Regions from separate parts of the Mus musculus genome. Here region 2 is linked to region 1. Evidence: chromatin loops called from intact Hi-C (ENCODE). Cell type or tissue: heart. All regions are shown on one strand. Links, peaks and the distances in the headings refer to the core of each region. The heading gives the core; the rest is flanking DNA.

Region 1 (10,269 bases), core at 1,808-6,807:
GAGTATACTGTAGCTGTCCAGATGGTTGTGAGCCTTCGTGTGGTTGTTGGGAATTGAATTTTTTAGGACCTCTGCTCACTCTCGTTGGCCCAGTCATTCTGGTCACAGTCCCAGCTTGTTCTGGCCCAAAGATTTATTATACATAAGTAGATGACTTCAGGTGCACCAGAAGAGGGCATCAGATCTCATTACGGGTGGTTGTGAGCCACCATGTGGTTGCTGGGATTTGAACTCAGGACCTTTGGAAGAGCAGTCAGTGCTCTTACCCGCTAAGCCATCTTGCCAGCTATAAATAAATAAATCCTTAAAAAAAAACATTTTTAAGAAAAAAAAAGAATATAACTGTGCCTGGTGGTACACTCCTGTGATCCCAGCATACAGGAAGCTGGAGGATCAGGAATTCACCACAAACAGTTATATAGTGAATTTGAGGCCAGCCTGGGGTACAAGAGCATGTCAAAGAAACAACATAAAAATAAAAAAAGAAAGAAGAAGATGAGGACAGTGGGAGGAAGACTAGGGGCTAGGGTAGCCACCTTGTCCAGTTTGCTGATGACTTTCATAGTTTTAGCACTGAGAGTCTGGTTTCCTAGGAGACTGCGGTGGGTCACCATACCCACTTTCTCTGTGCTTCAGCTTCTTTTGCTGTAGAATGGGTTTACGAGAATACCATCATTGTAAGAGGGTGATGTGTGCTGGTCAGGAGGGGTCGAGAACACCAAGCAGTCCTGGAACATGCGGGATCCACAGCATGGAGCTTTTCTGCACAGCCCCAGTGGGTCGATACTGGCCCACGTACTTAGGACAGGGCAGGATGTCCTCACAGGCCTCACGTTGTCTGCAGTCTGTCCTGTGACTCTGGGCAGCACTAGAAGGCAGACGAGCAGGGTCCCCATCCTCCATTCCGCTCAACACCCCCTCTTCTTTCTCCTCATGAGAAAGGGTCCAACCCTTTTCTTCTTGCCTTGAGTTCCTTCCTGTCAGGGCAATGTCTGGAGCTGCTTGAATAAAGGAGAATGAAGGGGAACAACTCTGCCAGCCTGACTGAGGAGGCTTCCTCAAGAGGAGTGCTCTATGCCTGCGCCAGCCAGCCAGGCTACACCCACCAATGGTGTGCCTCTCCCTCTTCCTCTTCCTTTTCTTCTTCCTCTCTTTCTTCCTCCCTCCCTCCCCACCTCTCTGTGTTGCTAATAGAAAAATGTACAATATCCTAAAGTCAGTTACAGGCCAGAAGGTAGAGCAAGAGAAACCAGCTAACAGTTTTAGGCAGCAGGCAAAACTCCCAAGAGGACCACCACTAGGGTACCATCTCCTTATGTGATACCTTCTCCTGTCCATTGTCCTGACCTCTAGTCCCTAAAATGTGCCTGATTTCCTCTTGTTCCCCCCCCCCTTTATCTAAGGATCTGAGGACTTACAATTTCACCTTTGTTTCTCAAGGGTTTTTTTTCTTTAAAAGTTTTTTTTTAAAGATTTATTTATTTATTTATTTATTTATTTATTCTATGTAAGTACACCGTAGCTGTCTTCAGATACCCCAGAAGAGGCTGTCAGGTCTCATTACGGATGGTTGTGAGCCACCATGTGGTTGCTGGGATTTGAACTCAGGACCTTTGGAAGAGCAGTCAGGTGCTCTTAACCTCTGAGCCATCTCTCCAGCCCCCCTTTAAAAGTTTTTTATTACATTAGGTGTGTGTGTGTGTGTGTGTGTGTGTGAGAGAGAGAGAGAGAGAGAGAGAGAGAGAGAATGCTCATGTGTGCACATGCCAAAGTGCACATGGAGACATTAAAGGACAAGGACAACTTGTGTGGGTTTGTCCCTTCCTTCCACTATGTGGGTCCCAAGGATCAAATTGATCAAACTCAGGTCGCTGGTCTTGGCGGCAAGTGTCTTTACCCTCTGAACCATCTCACCAGCCTCAGGTTCTCATGATCAAACATCTGGAGTAGCCATCCTAGCAAGAGAGAAGATCTCAAGAAATACTTTTGCCTCTCACTTTGACCATCAGAGGACTGAGACAACAAATTCCAAAAAAAAAATCAGCTTTCTTGAGAGAATCTCACACTTGGAAGGCCAAGGGCTGAAGCTGATGCCAGCCAGAGCAGGGGCTTGTCTCCCAGAAAGAAATTTCACACAGCTCTGACAGCCTGGCAGACCGTCTGGCAGGAGACACAAGAGCTGAGACGGTGAAAGGCTCAGTGATGGGTGGACCACTTTCTCCAGAACTGCTTAGCTATTATTGAAACTTAAACCTCATGTCTGTCCCCTGGAAGAGGGACTTGTGGGTTGGTGGCCATCACCATTTTGTTTCCCCTCCCACACGGAATGAGTCTCCTTTCTCTGCTTCTCACTACCACTTATCTCTTCAGTTGGCAGACTCAGGACAATGGTCAAGTCTGGCTAATTAGAGAGGCTGGAGAGAGCCCAGGCTGTGACTCTAACACCACCGAGAACACAGACAGGTGTTTCTAACTGACAGCTAGTTCTACAGCTAGTGCCTGAGGGAAAACTTCCCAGCACTGGTCCTGTCTCCCTGGCTTTGGGCTGTAATGGTCTCACAAGCCCTTTCATTTCAGAGATCTCTCAGTCTCTAGAACTTTCCTTTAACAGCATGTTAGGGTCTGATCCTCCCCTTTGGGGTTCTTGCCACTCCCCCTCAAATCCTGTGCACTTGTCTTAGTTACTTTTCTTCTTCGGTGATAAGACACCCTGTGGCAGCTTATAGAAGGAAGAGTTTATTGGAGGGCCTATTGTTTCAGAGGGTGAATCCATGACCACCATGGCAGGGAGCAATGCAAGAGGCAGTCAGGCATGGCTCTGGAGCAGTAGCTGAGAGCTTACATCTTGAGGCAGGGAAAGCTAACTAGGAATGGTATGGGCTTTTTAAACCTCAAAGCCCACCCCCCAATGACACACCTCCTCCAATGAGGCCACACCCCTAATCCTTCCCAAATATTTCCACCAACTGGGGAGTGCACGTTTAAATATATAAACCTGTGGGGGCATTCCTTTTGAAGCTACCACATCACCCCTGCACATAGTTCTGTTGGGCCTGGCACATTAGAAGACAGCGCTTGAATAATGATCTAGGACCATTTCCCTAGAAAGCCCCTCAATGTACAGTCCTATCATGTGACAGGGACAGGGGTGGGGCCTGGTACACTGGGTCACTTGGACAAATGATCACAGATCACCTGTGTGCACCATACAGTGGTCAAAACTCTCCTAGTTTGCTCTTTCTCCCCTTCTGGGACTGTGCTCCGGTAAGTTTGCACAGGATACCAAACAATAAACTTGGTCACTGCATGGAGCATCACCAGGAGAACTTGCTCTTAGGAGGTGGGCACTATCCAGGAGGTCACCTATTAGAAGTATGGTATATATTTGTCATGGAGTAGAGTAGAGTGCATCTGATTATGGCTCCCAGCACCCCATGCTGCTTCTGGGAGTCCTAGAGAACTGGCAGTCCTTCAGGCATGTGTGGGGAAAAAGAGCCTGGTTCTCCAGTTCTTTCTGCTGGTGATACCATTGATGCAGCCTGGCAAGACTACGGAAATGAATCCTGTCCACAAGTAGTGTATGCAATGTGTGTGGTGGATGCTATCACGCCTCCCTGGCTGGCCTTCACTGCAAGACTGGTAGAAGGAAAAAAAATCTCTGTCCCTCAAAACTCCTTGCACGAGGTCAGGAAACCACTCCTGGCTGTTGTTCTCGGCTGCTCCTCTGATTGCCACTAGAGGGCAGAAGGCGACAGCTCCAATGAAGAGGTTTTGCTATCAGGGTGATGACTCCACAACCCCACCTTGTTTACTTTCTCTCTCTCTCTCTCTCTCTCTCTCTCTCTCTCTCTCTCTCTCTCTCTCTCTAATTGGATATTTTATTTATTTACATTTCCCTGTGGAAACCCCCTATCCTATCCTGCTTCCCCCCTGTCTTAGACCCAATGGATGTATGAGTCTGTGAGAATGTCACAAGTTGAGTTATTAAAGGCACGGTGTGAGGAAACACAGCTGTGAGAATTGTGAGAAGTATCCTTACAAAGATAAAGCTAGAGAAGGGAGACGAAGCCTGGAGCTGAGGTGGGACCCGGTCCCTGGGCTGAAAGGCAGGCCATAAGGCAGAACCAGCGAACCAGGGAAAAGCACAGGGTTTCTGCAGCCAAGCCGCCCAGCTTCAAACCGTGCTCCTCTGGGTACAAGCTATGTGGAATTGATGGGAACTGAATCTCTGTGTCTTGGTTCTTTGGGAGACAGAGACAGTAACAGCACCATCGCCTGCCCTAGATGTGATGCTAACTGGGTCAGCTCATCTGAGTCACTTGGGCCACGTCTGGCACAGAGTAAGACTGTGGGAATTGCATTTAGCATCTTCTGACCTTGATCTTAGCCAAAATGCCAAGAAATTATTCAGCAGTGATTTCCAAGGAAGAGATCTAGATGGGGCTGGGCTATCACCTTCCTCCCTCCACACGTCCAGTGACAATGACAAATGTGAGAGAAGTAAAGGCGAAGGGGTGGGCGCATTCGCCGAGTAGATTCTGCTCCTGACTAAGTCAGCATCTGCTCCATGACCTCAAACCTCCCAGTCTTTTACTCTTGAAATGAGTCCTTGGCATTTACTGTCCCTCTTCCTTTATCCTTTCCCCTCTCACATTGAGACTTGGGCCTCCTGGCTCTCATCCCTGTTCAGCTTGGTCCCCAGGGCTCCAGAGCTCTATGGGATGGAGTGGAACTGGAGGGGGCAAAACAAAAAAACAAAAACAAAACAAAACAAAACAAAACAAAAAAACCCTACTTTCTGTTTCTTCCTGCTTGCCTTTCTTGCCATCAAAGGAAGTTCAGATCTTCAGCCCTGGCTGGCCAGGCCAGTTTGGACTCTAACACAGGAGAAATGGCAGTACCCAGCTGGCATACCAGTTCTAGCAGGCACATTGAAAGGTGGGTGCACTCAGCTTTCAGGGGCCCCAAGTCCCTTTCTCTCCAGTTCTGAAGAAAGACCAGAGGACACATCTACATTTCTTCCCTCCATGACTTAAAGATTTTTATGGTTTGTTTTGAGACAGGGTTTCACTATGTAGCCCTGACTAACCTGGAACTTTGTATGTAAACTAGGCTGGCCTCAAACTCACAAAGATCCACCTGACTTTGTTTCCCAAGTGCTGGGACTAACAGCATGCACTACTGTGTGTGGCCTATTTATTTTTAAGTATGTATTTGTGTGTCTGTGTAGGGTATGTGCACTTGGGTATAGGCTTCCAATGAAGACAGAAGCCTCAGGTTCACCTGGACCTGGATTTATGGGTGGTTGTAAACTACCTGACGTGTGTTGGGAAATAAACTTGGGTCCTCTGCAAGAGCAACATGTGAGCTTAGTCACGGAAGCATCTCTCCAGCCCAGTTCCTTTTTTGTTTTGTTTAGGAATGAGCACTTACTTTGTGAATCAAGAAATCTGACTCTGTGTGTGATATGTGTATGGTGGCACATACCTGTTGGGGGTCTAGGAATTGCCACACAAGCCACTCAGACACTGATCTTGGTCTACTAGGGATGGTTTACTGAATGCCACATCCCAAGACTTATTGAGTCAGGCTCAGGAGACAAACCATGACTCCAAGTTAAGATCCTCCAGGGTTGTAAAGCCCCAAGCCGCAAACATCTTGTGCCATGTTATTTCACCAATCAGGATTTAGGGATGGGGAACTTCCTTAGGAAGATGTCTTTGTGTACACTTGTCCTGCTCCCATTGGTTAGGGTATTCAACGGCTGCAGGGAACTTGCCTTTGTCTAAAATTCATGTCTTAACTTGTCTACCAGGATGGGACTTGTTTTGACTAAAATTCATATCTTAACTTGTTAACCAGGATGTCAGCTGCCCACATACCTGTCTCTCTCTGCCAATTAGGAAGTCAGTTCCCAGGGAAGTCTTGGGAACTTAAACTTTACTTGACCCCTACTCAAAATGGAGGGGGGGTCTTATTTTAAATAGTTTCTTATATCTCTTATGTTGGGGTTCATCCCAGGGGCAGCTTATAACAGCAAATCCCATAAAAGCTTATAGTCAGGTGCAGAAAGTATTGTTGGATGGTCACTTCAGACCCAAACTTGCTGTGAGTAACCATGCAAAGCATTTCTATTTAGATTGGTTTCCCAGGGCACAGAACAAAACAGAATACATAACCAATCCTGGCATTAGAAAGTTTCCTAGTAACAGTAGAAACATGAGCAAGTTTCCTTATAATGGCAGGCTGGCCAGGTGACAGTTACCTAGGCCTTAATATTGTACCTAGTCCTTAACATATAATATCTACCATTCCAGCACTCAAAACTACTTAGTGTCACCAAGGCCAGCCTGGAGGCACATAAGGCTGTTTCAAAAAAAGAAAAGATCTTTGCATGATGTTTCTACACCTTTAATCCCAGGATTTGGGATAAAGCAGAGGCAGGCTGGTCTCTGTGAGTTCAAGGTTAGCCTGATTTACATAGCAGGTTGCAGGACTACATAGAGACCCTTAATCAAAACAGACAAAACCAAAACCAAAGTTATATTTTGCCCTAGTACGGAGACTCCACACATCTGAAACCCTACCAATTGAGAGCTGGAGATGGGAGAGTTGACAGTTCAAAGGCCAGCCTGAGCTATGAGACCCTCCCTTTCTGAAAATAACAAACAAAAAGTTTGTTTGAGATAAGAGGCTTGTTGGCACTCTGAGCTTACCTGTGTCAGCCACTAGGTGGTGCTCTCTCAGATGATTACCTGCGGTGTCGCAAGTACAGTCAGTGCTTAGCTGTTGCTTTAGTCCCCACGCAAAAGTGAAGACCTGCATTGCAAAAGACCTCAGCCTAGAGGGAGAGTTAAGGCTGAAGGTGACCATTTAAAGGCACCTGGGATTCCAGATTATGCGGCTTCCTAGTGTGTGACCTGAGAGAAGGGAATCTTCCTCTCCCAGAAAATTAGGATCCAAGGCTGTGCGGAGCAGGCTTGAGCCAGGATTGGTTCCAATCAATCTGGGCTCTGTGTAGGCGCTCCGTACCGGGTGCAGCGCGATTTCGATCCTCCGAGCCGGTTAGCGGCGCTCGCGGGCTTGGCGGGGGCGCAGGGGCCGCGGCGCTCCGCCCTGCTCCTCTCGGCGTCCTCTGGGCGGGGACAGCACGGCGGCGGCCGCTCAGTGTCGCGGGAGCCGGACCGCGCAGGCCCGTCCCGGCGGCCCGGGGGGCGCCATGTGGTTCATGTACGTGCTGAGCTGGCTGTCGCTGTTCATCCAGGTGGCATTCATCACTCTGGCCGTCGGTGAGAGCGCTGACCCGGGCCGCGCGCGCCCCGATGCCCCGAGCCGCCAACCGCTGCTGCTCTTTGCAGCTGGGCGCTGACGACCCCGAGCTGGTCCTACTGGACCTCTGCGGAACCTTCCGGTGGGGATGCTTGGTTCCCGAGACGCATCCTTGCTCTTGGAGCCCTGAGCTCCCTACTCAGCCTGTCCCCTCCAGCTGGGACAGGGGGAAGGCCCCTGTCTGTCTCACCCGGCTGTGTGCTAGTGTACAGCACCCGGCCTGTAAACTAAGTGTTCTGCAGGTGTTGATTGACGAGTGAAGTTTAAGGTTCCCGGAACAGAGGTTAACTTTATGCTGTGCGGTCAAATCCAATATTTCTACAGTTGTCTTGGCAAAGTTCTATCTACTTGTGCAGATGAGAAGGACATCCCAGGGGTGCTTTGGCTTGTTCCCGACTTCCTGGAGTCTGAGGAGGGTTGGTGGGGGACTACAGGATGAGCAGGCTGGTGGGAGTGTCCCTGGCTGATCTCTTCCTGTTTGTCCCCCTCCCTCTGGGACCCCCTTCTCCTACCCAGCGGCTGGACTGTACTACCTTGCAGAGCTGATAGAAGAGTACACGGTGGCCACCAGCCGAATCATCAAATACATGATCTGGGTAAGTGGCCGCTTTTCCCTGGAGTAGTCACCCAGGGCTTGTTTGCCCTACATCAGAAACAGGAAGTGGGGACTGTTTGAGCTGGGGCTGTTTTGGTGCTGAGAACCCAGGATCTGAGGGTGTCCCACTTGCTTCCCTGCCCTGCAGTCTGCACTCCTGGGTCCAGATCACCCCTGGCCCTCCAGCCTCAGGTGGCATAGTTTCACAACCTACTGCCATTCCTTAAGGTGACAGTGCAGATATTTCATTGATAGGTATTCATGGCTTCGCTTTCCTGTGTCTGTCTCACAGTGTCCACGGTCTCTAACACCAGGTCCCCAATCCCAGCCCAGGCTTAGAACTTATAGGGACAATAAGGACAGTTTGTAACGCTTAGTTAGCTATTGCCCTCTCTCCACTCAGTGTCATTTGTCCTAAGGGAGAATGTCCAGCCCTTTCTCTTCCCTCATGGAGGTTTCTTTTCCTGAAGACTTGGTCCCTGTCCCTGTTAGAGAGGCTGTGAGGAAGACTGAGGTGCGGGGGGGGGGGGGGGGGAGGATACCTTTGGACAGAAAAGTTCACCTTTCAGTCGCCTAAAGTCTGCAGCTACTTTCACTCTCAACGTAGCCTGGGGTTGTAGTTTGTGGTAAAGACAGGGCTACAGCCAGCTCATTGGCTCAGTCTGTGGGTGTGGTTGGGATAGCAATTAGACCTTTCATCACCGACAACCGAAGCCTTTCTCAGACTGCCTGCTGGATTCATCACTGAGTTACGTAATTGATTCAGTAGATCATGCTTAGCATTCAAGGAAGCTATGAAATGGGACATGGGGGTACAGGCATGCATGCGGCCTTCGGTTAGATCCTCAGCTCCAGCTCCAAAAACAGTGCTAACAGTAAAAACGAGAGCAGGCAAAGTGAGTGTGCGCTCTGTCACACGTTGGGTATGTGTTTGGTGGAGTGCTGTATAAAATGTTTTTTTTTTCTTACTTTGGATCACTGTCTAAAATGTTTTAGAAGTGGCCTTCAGAGAGACCACCTTTTTGAAAGCTGAGTGTGGTTTCTGTGAACCGAGAAAACCAAAGTGCATTTGTAACAGCGCTGTGCAGAGCAGGCAGGGACTGACTGTCCCGGAGGCCTAAAGGTCCCCTGAGCCAGCGCCTCTGCCTGTTTTAGTTCTCCACAGCAGTGCTGATCGGCCTCTACGTCTTTGAGCGTTTCCCCACCAGCATGATTGGCGTGGGCCTTTTCACCAACCTCGTCTACTTTGGCCTTCTCCAGACCTTCCCCTTCATCATGCTGACGTCACCTAACTTCATCCTGTCATGCGGTGAGAGGGGGCAAGCAGGGAGGACTTGATGTGACTAGATGTGGGCACTCTGTCCCAGACACTGACCTGATACTGGGGAGGGGAGCACCTGAGCAGCGGCTGAGGTCCTACAGGAGGCCACACTGCTGCTCGTTCCTGAGGACCCTAGAGCCTGTCCCTGCCTAGTCCTCATGAGGGGAAGGGCTCCAGCCATGAGGACCTTGCCAAAGAGTCAAGTTAGAAGGAGGGTTTGGGAAAGAAGAGAAGCACACTATTTCCTGTCCCTGGAAAGTCACTTCTCATCCCGGAGTGACTCTGTTAGACCCAGTTGATTCATGCGGTGGTCACAGATGCACACAGATGTTTGTGAGAAAGGTTTTAGCAAGTGGTTGGCCACAGGCACTGTTGTTTTGCCTTGCTGTAGACTGGGTCGAGATGGCAGGTGGTGTGGGGTGTGCTTTAGAGTTAGGTTTCTGAGTCTAGGAGAAATCTGAATGTTATCTGTAGAAGGGTAGATTGTGAGTGTTTGGGGCATGTCGATGTCAGGTATAATTTTAACCTCAGAACCTGTTTAGTGGGAGTTTGTTCAGTACCAAGCGCCCTGTAGGTCTCCCAGTGAGCAGCTCTGGCCACCAGAAGGCTCCTCTGGCTTCCTAGGTCACTCCCTTCTCCTGCCCTTTGGATGCCTGGGAAAGTTTTTCTGAGGTACCTTGTCGGCACCAGGTGCCATCTATGTCTTAGCGTCCCTTAGCCTTGTGCAAGACATGGCAGAGTGCTGTCTTCATGGTAAAGGGCAGAAACGAGACATGTAGTTGTGACATAGGTATGGGGACACAGTGTTTCTGGTGCCTGCCCTTCATTCTGCTGTGGAGGCACGTCGGGCTTTGAACCTCTGAGCAGCTGTCCCCTTACTTGCTCTTTGTCATGAACGTGTGCACACTAGGGAAGAGTGTATGGGATCATAGCACAGCAGGATAGGTTGGTGTGTCTTTCCCCATCCTAGCTTTCTAAGGAACCCTGAGAGTACCTGGTCTCTATCTGAGGCCTTCTCCCTGCT
Region 2 (10,269 bases), core at 3,595-8,594, 53 kb before region 1:
ACATGCAGGGGGGTCTCAGAATTCTGTGAGTTGTTGACTCAGTTTAGATAGCCCTGTTATGTCCTCACATTCCTCTTTATCTTATGGTCAAGCTGTCCCCAGGAATGTTTTAACTACGGGGCATACCCGGGTTTGTTTTTCTTTATTCTCAGCCCCAGGCAGCCTCTAAGCTCACAAACAACCAGCAATTTCTGAGTACTTTATATGACTTACAGGTCTTGAAATTTCATCTTTCTTTCAATAGCACATGTCTTCAGTCCCAACAATGCGGAGGCAGAAGCAGGCAGATCTCTGTGAGTTCAAGACCAGCATAGTCTACAGAGTGATTTACAGGTCAGCCAGGGTTATATAGAGAGACCCTGTCTCATAAAAATAGTTAGAGAGTAGGAGCTGGAGAGATGTTTTGCCAATTAAGAGCAAATACTGCCTTTGAAGAAGATGAGAGTTCAGTTCCCAGAATCCATATCTGGAGGCTCAGAACAGCTTCTAACTCCAGCTCTAGAGAATCTGATGCACTCTTTTAGCCTCCATAGGCAACATACCCACATGTACATAAACACACACACAGATGTGCGCACACACAATTAAAAATCAATCTTTGAAAAGGGAGCTAAGATAGTAGTTTTCACGTACCCATGAAAACAGAGGGCCATCCTAGGGGACCTATTCTAGTTTGCTTCCTGCTGTGACCAAAACCAATTTGGTCTGACCCTAGAGGGTTTGCAAGTGTGGCTGCTGTATCACATGTGCATCAGTAGGGGTCAGAGAGGAGAGGATATATCTGTGCTCAGTGTTCTGACCTGTGACCATCTGAATGCTTAGTAGTCTAACACTCCATGGAAAAGCAAGCCTGAGACTGTAGGTTTAGATTTTTTTCCCCAAAACCTACTTTATTTAGGGTTCTTTTTTTTTTTTAAAGATTTATTTATTATTATATGTAAGTACACTGTAGCTGTCTTCAGACACACCAGAAGAGGGAGTCAGATCTTGTTACAGATGGTTGTGAACCACCATGTGGTTGCTGGGATTTGAACTCTGGACCTTCGGAAGAGCAGTTGGGTGCTCTTACCCACTGAGCCATCTCACCAGCCCCTTATTTAGGGTTCTTAAACACAGGCAATGAAGCACAATGAAGAGAGGCAGAACTGGAGGTTCGAGGGTAGTAAAGAACAGCAGGATGTGAATACCAGTGATGCCACCTGGGACCATGCTGAGGTCCTGGCCTGTGCTGCCACAGTTGGGTCTATAGCCCTGAAGCAGCAGGGGTCTGTTGCCATCAAGGGCCAGGCTGAAATTCACGGTCTGGGCTGCCACCTGGAGAGGTGTATATGTCTGAGGGCTGTGCAGAACTGGCCCCACTCCTGGACTGAGCACCATGGGAGCACTGGCCCTGGGGGCCTGAGAGCAGGAGAGCCGACCCCACCCCCTATCAAGCTGCAGTACTCTAGAAATCAGCTCCACACACTGTCCAGGAAGCACAGTAAGGCTGGCCCTAATTGTGGAAGTTGGGGGGTGGGGCGGGGAGCCAGCCCTGAGGTTGTAACCATGAAAGATCTGGCCCCACCACTTGTCTGCTGGGTGACCTGCCTCTTGTCTGCTGTGCTGTGGCAGGATGAGAGAGATGCTCTCCTCCCCTCCTTTGTCTTTTGCCACCTATGGCAGATGGGAGAGCTGGCCTCAGGGTCTCTAGTGTGGGAGAACTGTCCCTGTTCCTCACCAGCTGCAACACTCAGGAGAACAGCCCTGCATCTTGCCTGGGCCCTAGGGCATGATAGTAGGAGAGCCACCACAGGCCCTGCATCTCATCTGGATAACACAGTAGAGCTGGCTCTGTTGGCATGGACTCATACGAGCCAGGCCTGAGAGTATGTGAGTGGAATAGCTGGCTCTGCCCCTTGCTGGCTGTGGCATTGGATGGACCAGCCAGGCAGGAAAGGAGAGCCCACTCTAGTGGTGTGGGTACAGGAGAGCTGGTTGGCTTGGATATCTCTCAGGCCCAGATCCAGTGCTTTAAATTGGTCTACCTCAACCCAGTTGATGAACTTCAGGAGTGCATAGAGAGGTTGGTCCTACAGATCCAAAACTACAGAATCTCTATGACACAGGGCAGCAACAGAATATCCGAGAGAATTCCTAGTGAGATTCCAGAATTCATAATTTGACAGAATCCAGAGGCCTTGTACCAGACCAACAATTCATTGCAATGAACATTTGCAAGCAAAGAAGTGTGGCCAAAAGAAACTTAAGCAGAAACTATAGAAGAATAAAGTACTGCTTACTATTTCACTTACAGGCTCACGCTCAGCTAGCTGTTTTACACGGCACAGAACTACTTGCTTAGGGAATGGTGCTGCCCACAGTTGGCTGGGACTTCCTATATCAATTAACGATTAATTACTCCCCCCCCCAGATATGCTCAAAAATCTGTTTGTTTTTGGCAATCCCTCAATTCTCAGGTGATTTTAGGCTATCAAGTTGACAGTTAAAGCTAACTAGGACAGGACCTGAGTGTGCATGGATTTTGGTATCTACAGGTAGGGGGTCTCAGAGCCATTAAATGAAGGTTTAAACTTGAGTAGGCAATCTTCAGTGGAATGCAAACCTACCTAACCACACAGCTTTGGAACTAATGAGGCCACATAGGAGAGATTCTGGAGATGTGCAGGTTAGTGGCGCTTTCCCAGTCATTACTTCTTCACTTAATTTGTGCCTCTCTGTTCAACGTTGTCTTTAGAGGGTTCTTTTTTTTTTTTTTTTTTTTGTTTTGTTTTGTTTTTTTCGAGACAGGGTTTCTCTGTGTAGCTCTGGCTGTCCTGGAACTCACTCTGTAGACCAGGCTGGCCTCGAACTCAGAAATCCACCTGCCTCTGCCTCCCAAGTGCTGGGATTAAAGGCGTGTGCCACCACGCCCGGCTGAGGGTTCTTAAATTAACCATTCCACTTAAAATAGCCATTTCCTGGCCATTCAATAACTTTCTTTTTTTCTTTTTTTGTTAGCACTCGTGACACTTGAATACTCTTGGGTTATTTCTTTGCTACCAGTCAGAGCTCTTGCAAACAATTCATGCAATTTTCATTTGTTTGGCTGCACTATTTGCATAGAGCCTGAAATGCTGTCAATGCTCAATAACATTTACTCAATCATTGGATTTACTTAAGTTTGTATTTATTATTAAGTATGTATTTAACACATTAAAATATATATACATATATGTAATTCATTCATTTAGAGTGGTATTTGGGGGTTTTGGTATTTCCCAAATTTCTTTTCATATATATGAGTGTTTACTGTGTGAACCATAATTGTGTCTGGTGCCTAAGGTCAGAAGAGGGCATCAGATCCTATGGAACTGGAGTTACAGACTATTTCGAACCACCATGTGGGACCCAAACCTGGGTTCTGTACAAGAGCAAAAAGTGCTCTTAACCTCTGGGCCATCTCTCCAGCTCCTAGGGTAGTCATTTTGAACAGTGGTACAACTTATGTAGATAGGCTATCCAGGTTGAGGCAGAAGAGCCAGACTTTGGGGTCAGATCATTTTTCATTTATCCTGTCTTCCAGGTTACCAAGTTAGAACTTCTACTGGACAGCTGTAAATATGATTCTATGTGGATACAAAATGGAGTTAGATGCAGTTAAGACTCAGCTCCTAGAACCTAGGGGGATGGGTCAGCCACTAAGAGAACAACATACTGCTCCCGCAGAGGACTCTGTTCAGTCCTTAGCACCCACATTAGGTAGCTCACAACTGCCTGTAACTGCAGCTCTTATTGGCTCTTTTTAAAAAAGAAAGCACAGAAAAAAAGTCATGTCCTATGGGCTGGAGATGCAACAGTTAAAAGCACTCACTGCTCTTGCAGAGGACCTGAGTCTTATTCCCAGCACGTTAGGCAGCTCACAACTGCCTAGTACTTTAGATCCAGGGGCATCCAACGCCCTTGGCCTCCATGGGCACCTGTACCCATGTGTACCTATCCCTACACACAGATACACACATAAACACAAATTAAACACACACACACACACACACACACACACACACACACACACACACACACGAGTAGAGAGTTTGGGCCCTCAAGAAGCTCAGAGGTAAAGGTGTCTGCTACTGAGCCTTGCCACTTGGTAGTTTCGCAGCACCTACATAGTCAAAGGAAATAACTGATTCCTATGAGGTTTCCTCTGACTTCCTCACACTACCACACACACAAACAAACAAATGTGTACCATTAAAAACATCCATCCATTAGAAGTAGATTCACAGCCGGGCAGTGGTGGCGCACGCCTTTAATCCCAGCATTTGGGAGGCAGAGGCAGGCGGATTTCTGAGCTCGAGGCCAGCCTGGTCTACAAAGTGAGTTCCAGGACAGCCAGAGCTACACAGAGAAACCCTGTCTCGAAAACAAACAAACAAACAAACAAAGTAGATTCATTGAGAAAAACAGTGGGTGATAGACCTGGAGTACCTAAAGGACCAATTATGGGAGAATATTCCTTTAGGAGGGAGGAGGAAAAAGTTAATGTTAGACAGTGAATTTATCTACATATTTTCATTATATAACTACTTGTTTACTAAACCTATATTTTGTGTTGTGATTGTAATTAGCACAGTGGGTAGGAGAAGACAGATGTATGAGAAGTTTTTTTATTTTTAATTCCACTTTAATAAAAAGATTTATGTGCACGAGTGTTTTAACTTCAAGTATGTATATGGATTCAGTACTCTGGAGGCCAGAAGAGGGCATCTAATTCCCTGGAGCTAGAGTTACTGGTGGTTGTAAGCCACCATGAGGTGCTGAAAACTGAACCTGTCTTCTGCAATAGCAGCAAATGCTCTTAACTGTTGATCCACCACTCCAGCCATCAATATCCTATCTTCTTTTTATGGACATAACTTAAAATTTGGATATTGTTTTAGTTAGGGTTTGTATTCCTGCACAAACATCATGGCCAAGAAGCAAATTGGGGAGGAAAGGGTTTATTCAGCTTACACTTCCACATTGCTGTTCATCACCAAAGGAAATCAGGACTGGAACTCAAGCAGGTCAGCAAGCAGGAGCTGGTGCAGAGGTCATGGAGGGATGTTACTTACTGGATTGCTTTCCCTGGCTTGCTCAGCTTGCTTTCTTACAGAACCCAGGACTACTAGCCTAGGTATGGCAGCACCCACAACAGGTCCTCCCACCCTGATCACTAATTGACAAAATGACTTACAGCCGGATCTCATGGAGGCATTTCCTCAAGTGAAGCTCCTTTCTCTGTGATAACTCCAGCTTGTGTCAAGTTGACACATAAAACTAACTAATACAAGGTATCTTAAACCCAAAGGACAGAACAAGTGTGTGTGTGTGTGTGTGTGTGTGTGAATGTGAGTGTGTGTCTTGTTTTTCTGAGACTTGGTCGCAATATGAGCTCAAGCTGGCCCTGAGGAATTTGTGATTTTCCTGCCTCAATCTTGAGCCTGCTGGGACTGAAAATGTCAAATTTGTTTCTAAAAACGTGGAAGCAACCCTTTCTGTTCTTCCAATCTCCCAAATAGTCCTAATTTTTAACCTCACGACTTAACACAGAAGCAAATTCCCGCTCTCAAAACTCATCTCTAACTAATGGACAGATGAGGAAATCCCTGAATCCTACTCCCTTTTCTAAAGTGATCTAGACAAGTGACACAGGCTTCCAGCTTAGCCAATGGATGAAGCGGGAGCAGAAGCCTTTGTAAACAAACCCGGAGTCCTTGCACTCTGGCTCCTCCCCAACATGGAGGTGATTCATCCTTGGCCTGGAAATCTAGGCGTGACCAATGCTTCTTCAGCCAATCAGAGCTGGGAGTCTCCATCGAGGGCGGAGCGAATGGACAGACGCTAAGACCAATCAAAAACTGGAACTTCTGAAAGAGCTGGGCGGGCATTGTTTCACATTTAGACCAATCAAAACCAGGTAAGTGAGCGGCATTCTCTGCTGTCCAATAGATGGACGGGGCGTTGTCCGGCAGCCAATGAATGGCGCTGGGGGGCGGGGCGAGACGCGCGTGTGAGGCCGAGGTACCTCGAGCGTTTGTGCGCCGAGGCTCGCGCTCTTAGGAGGCGGCGCTGTGCTGTGGTGCGGACCTCGGGGCGGCGTTGTCCGCGCGGCCAGGTGGGTTGAGGCGTCGGGGCTGGGATCGTCTGGCCACCCGGGACTGCGCACAGCCCCTCTACCCGCGGGCTGCCCGGGAGCGCGCACAGCCCCTTCCCAGCGCGGCCCGGGCCCAGGCCGTCCGACGCTCTGGCGCTCGCGGGCCAGCTCCTCTCACCTCATCCCTTTTCACCATCCTTGCTACGTATGACCTGCCGCCTCCTGGCGCCCCTCCTCTCTCTCGCCTTCTGAGACGTTCACTCTCAACCTCAGGATTTCAGCCTCATTTCCCCCGGAAACTAACACCTCTCACTTTGCTTTTTGTAGGCACCTGGAAGGGTGAAGGCGAGAGGCAGATGACGACGCTGAACACAGGCTCCGCAAGGTTCGGAACTGCAATGGGCTTGCTTAAACTCTCTCTGCCTCCCCTTCAATGCCATCTAATCCCACTCTTCTTCTAGAATCATTGTCCTCATAAAGTGCTTTTGCTCAAAACTGCTGAAAATGCAGGTGGAAAGGCTTGCCAGCAGCAACCAATTTGAAATCTGTTACGTGGAACGGGATGGAACGGGATTCTGACCCAGCTTAGAGCACTAATTTACACTATGAGGAAGGGCCTGGTCATCCCGGACGTCCGTAAGATACGGGATATATGTGATTATCACACACAGCCTCTGAGAGAATTACAACAGCCCAGAGGCGACCTTCAGCATTATCTTTACAGAGAATTTATTTGTTTATACCTCATAGTATGGCAGTGTTTGGCTTCCTGTGGTGGTTCTAACCATATGTTTCTAGATGGCCTTCCACACTGTCTCAAACCCAAATAAAAATATGCCAGACGTTTACTGCGAATAAATTAGCTTATCACTCATAGTTTTAACTGAGATTTTAGAAGTTGAGGAGTATTAGACAATAGGGGTTTTATTTTGGAAGCCAGAGGACATTGAGTATTGGAATACGTCTAGTACTTTAGGCAGAAAGGGAGAAAGAATAAGATATCTATCCATATCCAAAATTGCATTGTTCTCATGTTGTCATTTTCTTGGCTTTATATCTGGAATTGTTTTTCTTGGTTTTCAAAAAGGAAAATTAAGTCGTAGTTTAGCATCAGATTCACTGTTGTGGAGTTTGTAAGCTTTACTTTACTATTTTTCTTATCCAATTTGTAGCACATAACAGTATATAGTTCCTTGTGTTTTGCTGTGGTAAGATTTTTGTCGTAGTAGAGAAAGAAGTCTGTTAGAGGAAATTAAAATCAGTCTTTCCTCATAGGTGACAGCATTGCCTCGCAGGCCTTATGTTTGTGCCATATTTTTCACACTGGAAAGAGCGGAATCTTAAAACTGTTGTGATTTTTGTCAATTATAGCAGTTGTCTAAGTCATGGGTAAAATACGATCTCTGAGTTGGTCACTATAGTACGATCTCTGAGTTGGTCACTATAGTAAACTGTTGTAAGTCTGCATTTGAAAATCAAATGTACCTACCATGTCTTTGATAAATCTGTGCTTAGTGATCACTTGTTTGGAAATTTAGAAGATGGTAGCTTGTGCTTCCTTCCTTTGATCTTAAAGTTTAGTAGAGGAGAGACCTATAAGCCAAGAATTAAATGCACAGAGACTTCTGCTGTTCAGGATGTGGGACTGGAGAGAAGCCCTATCCTCCATGTTCCAACCTCAACTCATGTTCCCCTAGATTTCCTCAATTGCATTTCCTTAACCTTCGTGCCTTATGTAGATTATAATCTTACATCTTGAAAACCACTTATCATGTTAGATTTTGTTCCCTATATTTTATACAACAGAAAATGGTTTTCAGAGGTGTGATTTCCCACTAATAGGTGCCAGAGTTATATCGTAAACTCTGTCCATTTAACCCCAAAGCTAGAACTTTCAGCACAAAACTACCCACTATTGCTCTGTCCTCTGGCATCTCTGTATGAGCACCAAACCAACAGGGTCCAACTTTGACTTTTTCCACCTTAGCTGAGGACAAGGGCAAGAGCAAGTGTGCTGCTATCTACATATCCATGTGCACCACTTAGTTTTCTTTTTGTAACTGATACTTGACAAAGCCAGCTTAAGTCAAAAAGGAGTTGTTCTGGTTCACAGAGTGAAGGGTGTAGTCTACCGTCGCAGTAGGAGCTGGTCCCATTGCATCCACAGTCAGGATGTAGAGAGAGATGAATGCTCAGCCCACCACATGCACTCAAACGCATGAGCTTGGGGTGCTGCTGCTCACAGTCTGGGTGGGTTGGTTATCCCTCCTCCATTAAGCTTTTTGTCATACCCAGAGGCATATTTCCATGGTGATTCTAAATCTAGTCAAGATAGCAATGAAGATTAACCGTCACACCAAGAATGACTTCAAAGGCACCACCAGTATTAGTTTGGGGGTTATATGCAAATTTTAGCAAGAAAGAAGATTTACACCTAAGAATTGTACTTGTGAATGATCCCTAGACCTCATTTCCTGATACTCCCACTCCCAAGTCCATCTAGGATGGTTTTTTTAGTGTATTGGGAAATTTGTTCACTTATTCATTCACTCAACAAATATTTATTAAGCATTTACTCTAAGCTGTACTCTACTTTAGATGATAGCAATGAGCTAGAGGTTAAGATCCTGCCCTCTGGATCTTGTATTTGAGTCAGAAAGATAGACAGCTAAGGCTTGAGTGGGTAAAATTAGAGATCATCTTGTCTGAGTTGACACTAAGTATCCTCTTTCTTGATTCAAGACCTAAGAGGACTTCCAGACCATTTCTACATTTTTCATATTTTCTTCTCTTTGAACTTTTCTCCAGTAACCTGTTGGTGTGTTGGGGGAGGGGTATGTTTGTGTGCCCATCTGCCCCCGAAGTGCTGCTATTACAGACTCACCACCATGCTTGCCTATTTTAGGTGGCTTCTAAGGACCACTATAAGTCCTTATATTTATAAGACAAGTACTTTACTAACTAAGCCATCTTCACATTTCTGGGTTATTGTCAAAGAATCATGCCGACCTATTCTTTGGAATCTGAATCTGCCATCAACTAATGAACAACTATGGTCCGACTTTAGACTTTGAATCTGTGTCCTAATTTCAAGATTGATGATATATAGTAGACACTTTTGCCTTCCAAGGAATAGGCACACACACACATTACCTGTGGTGATGGGGGATGAATATAAAAAGGAATGGAAAATTATTTCATCATCCATATTGTCTGAACCTTAGTGCTTTCAAAACCATATAGAGCAGTGGTTCTCAACTTTCCTTAATGCTGCAATCCTTTAATACAATTCCTGATGTTGTGGTGACCGCCCACCACAAAACTATTCTGTTGCTACTTTAAAACTGTAATTTTGCTACTGTTATGAATCCATAATGTAAGTACCTGATAGGCAGGATCTCTGATATTTGAACCCTGTGAAAAGGTTGTTTGTTCAACCTCCAAAAGGGTCATGACCTACAGATTCAGAACCACTGGTATAGAGCAACAGCTTGGTAATATTTAAGATAGGATTTTAGTCTATCTTATGCTTTGTCCATCTAACATCTATAGCTTCTAAAGAAAACTAAGTCTACCACATCTTTATTCTTCTAAACCAGAAGATTCCTATTGGGCAGAATTTCGAGTCAAGTCAGGTTCTTGGTTTTTTTGTTTGTTTGTTTTTTTCCAGACAGGGTTTCTTTGTGTAGCCCTGGCTCTCCTGGAATTCACTCTGTAGACCAGGCTGGCCTCGAACTCAGAAATCCACCTGCCTCTGCCTCCCACGTGCTGGGATTAAAGGCGTATGCCACCACTGCCCTGCGTGGTTCTTGGTTCTTAATCTCCAAGTTTAACCCATATATTGTCTCTAGCTGAGGTATTGAGTCCTGCTCTGGTCTCACATGAACAAAGAAAAGGGGTTGGTTCGTGTCTTATCTGGCTCTTATATATTTGAATAGGATTCTGGAGACACTTCCCTTTCTTCAGAGGGTAACTGAGGGGTTCTAGGGTTTGTAGGCTTCTCTTTAGACACCTATCTTACACGATAATAGATACTATCAGATATAGAGCATCTAGCAAAATGGTTGACACATGTCAAAGATTCAATATATCTTCCTGGTGCTGCATTTAGTTGTATTGTGGTAGAACTACTTGTTCATATGGCTCTCTTCCTG

The links. Hi-C counts contacts between places; a loop is a spot of excess contacts. Peaks named below come from ENCODE experiments on the same cell type or tissue, not always from the same donor. Only the 100,000 strongest peaks of a DNase experiment are listed, where the experiment ranks them.
Region 2: a loop joins it to region 1, with 2.3 times the contacts of the local background. A loop is called at or near these places in 1 of 42 quality-filtered maps.

What each region holds. Positions count from the first base shown.
Region 1 is chr6:83,772,674-83,782,942 of GRCm38, reverse strand. Gm52907 (predicted gene, 52907) reads right to left here and starts at 7,008. Exons shown (of 2, transcript NR_168047.1): 1 at 6,717-7,008. It overlaps Tex261 (testis expressed gene 261), which reads left to right and starts at 7,131. Exons shown (of 6, transcript NM_009357.2): 1 at 7,131-7,289; 2 at 7,846-7,925; 3 at 9,080-9,233. The coding sequence starts at 7,220. In heart, for the core only: CTCF peaks have their summits at 3,715 (motif pointing right) and 6,779 (motif pointing right); a DNase peak (open chromatin) is centred at 3,732; H3K4me3 peaks cover 394 bases; H3K27ac peaks cover 385 bases.
Region 2 is chr6:83,827,502-83,837,770 of GRCm38, reverse strand. Paip2b (poly(A) binding protein interacting protein 2B) reads left to right here and starts at 6,030. Exons shown (of 5, transcript NM_146169.2): 1 at 6,030-6,136; 2 at 6,443-6,500. The coding sequence starts at 6,472. Gm23014 (a small nucleolar RNA gene) reads left to right here and starts at 705; the gene lies at 705-834. In heart, for the core only: a CTCF peak has its summit at 6,099; a DNase peak (open chromatin) is centred at 5,890; H3K4me3 peaks cover 1,991 bases; H3K27ac peaks cover 1,676 bases.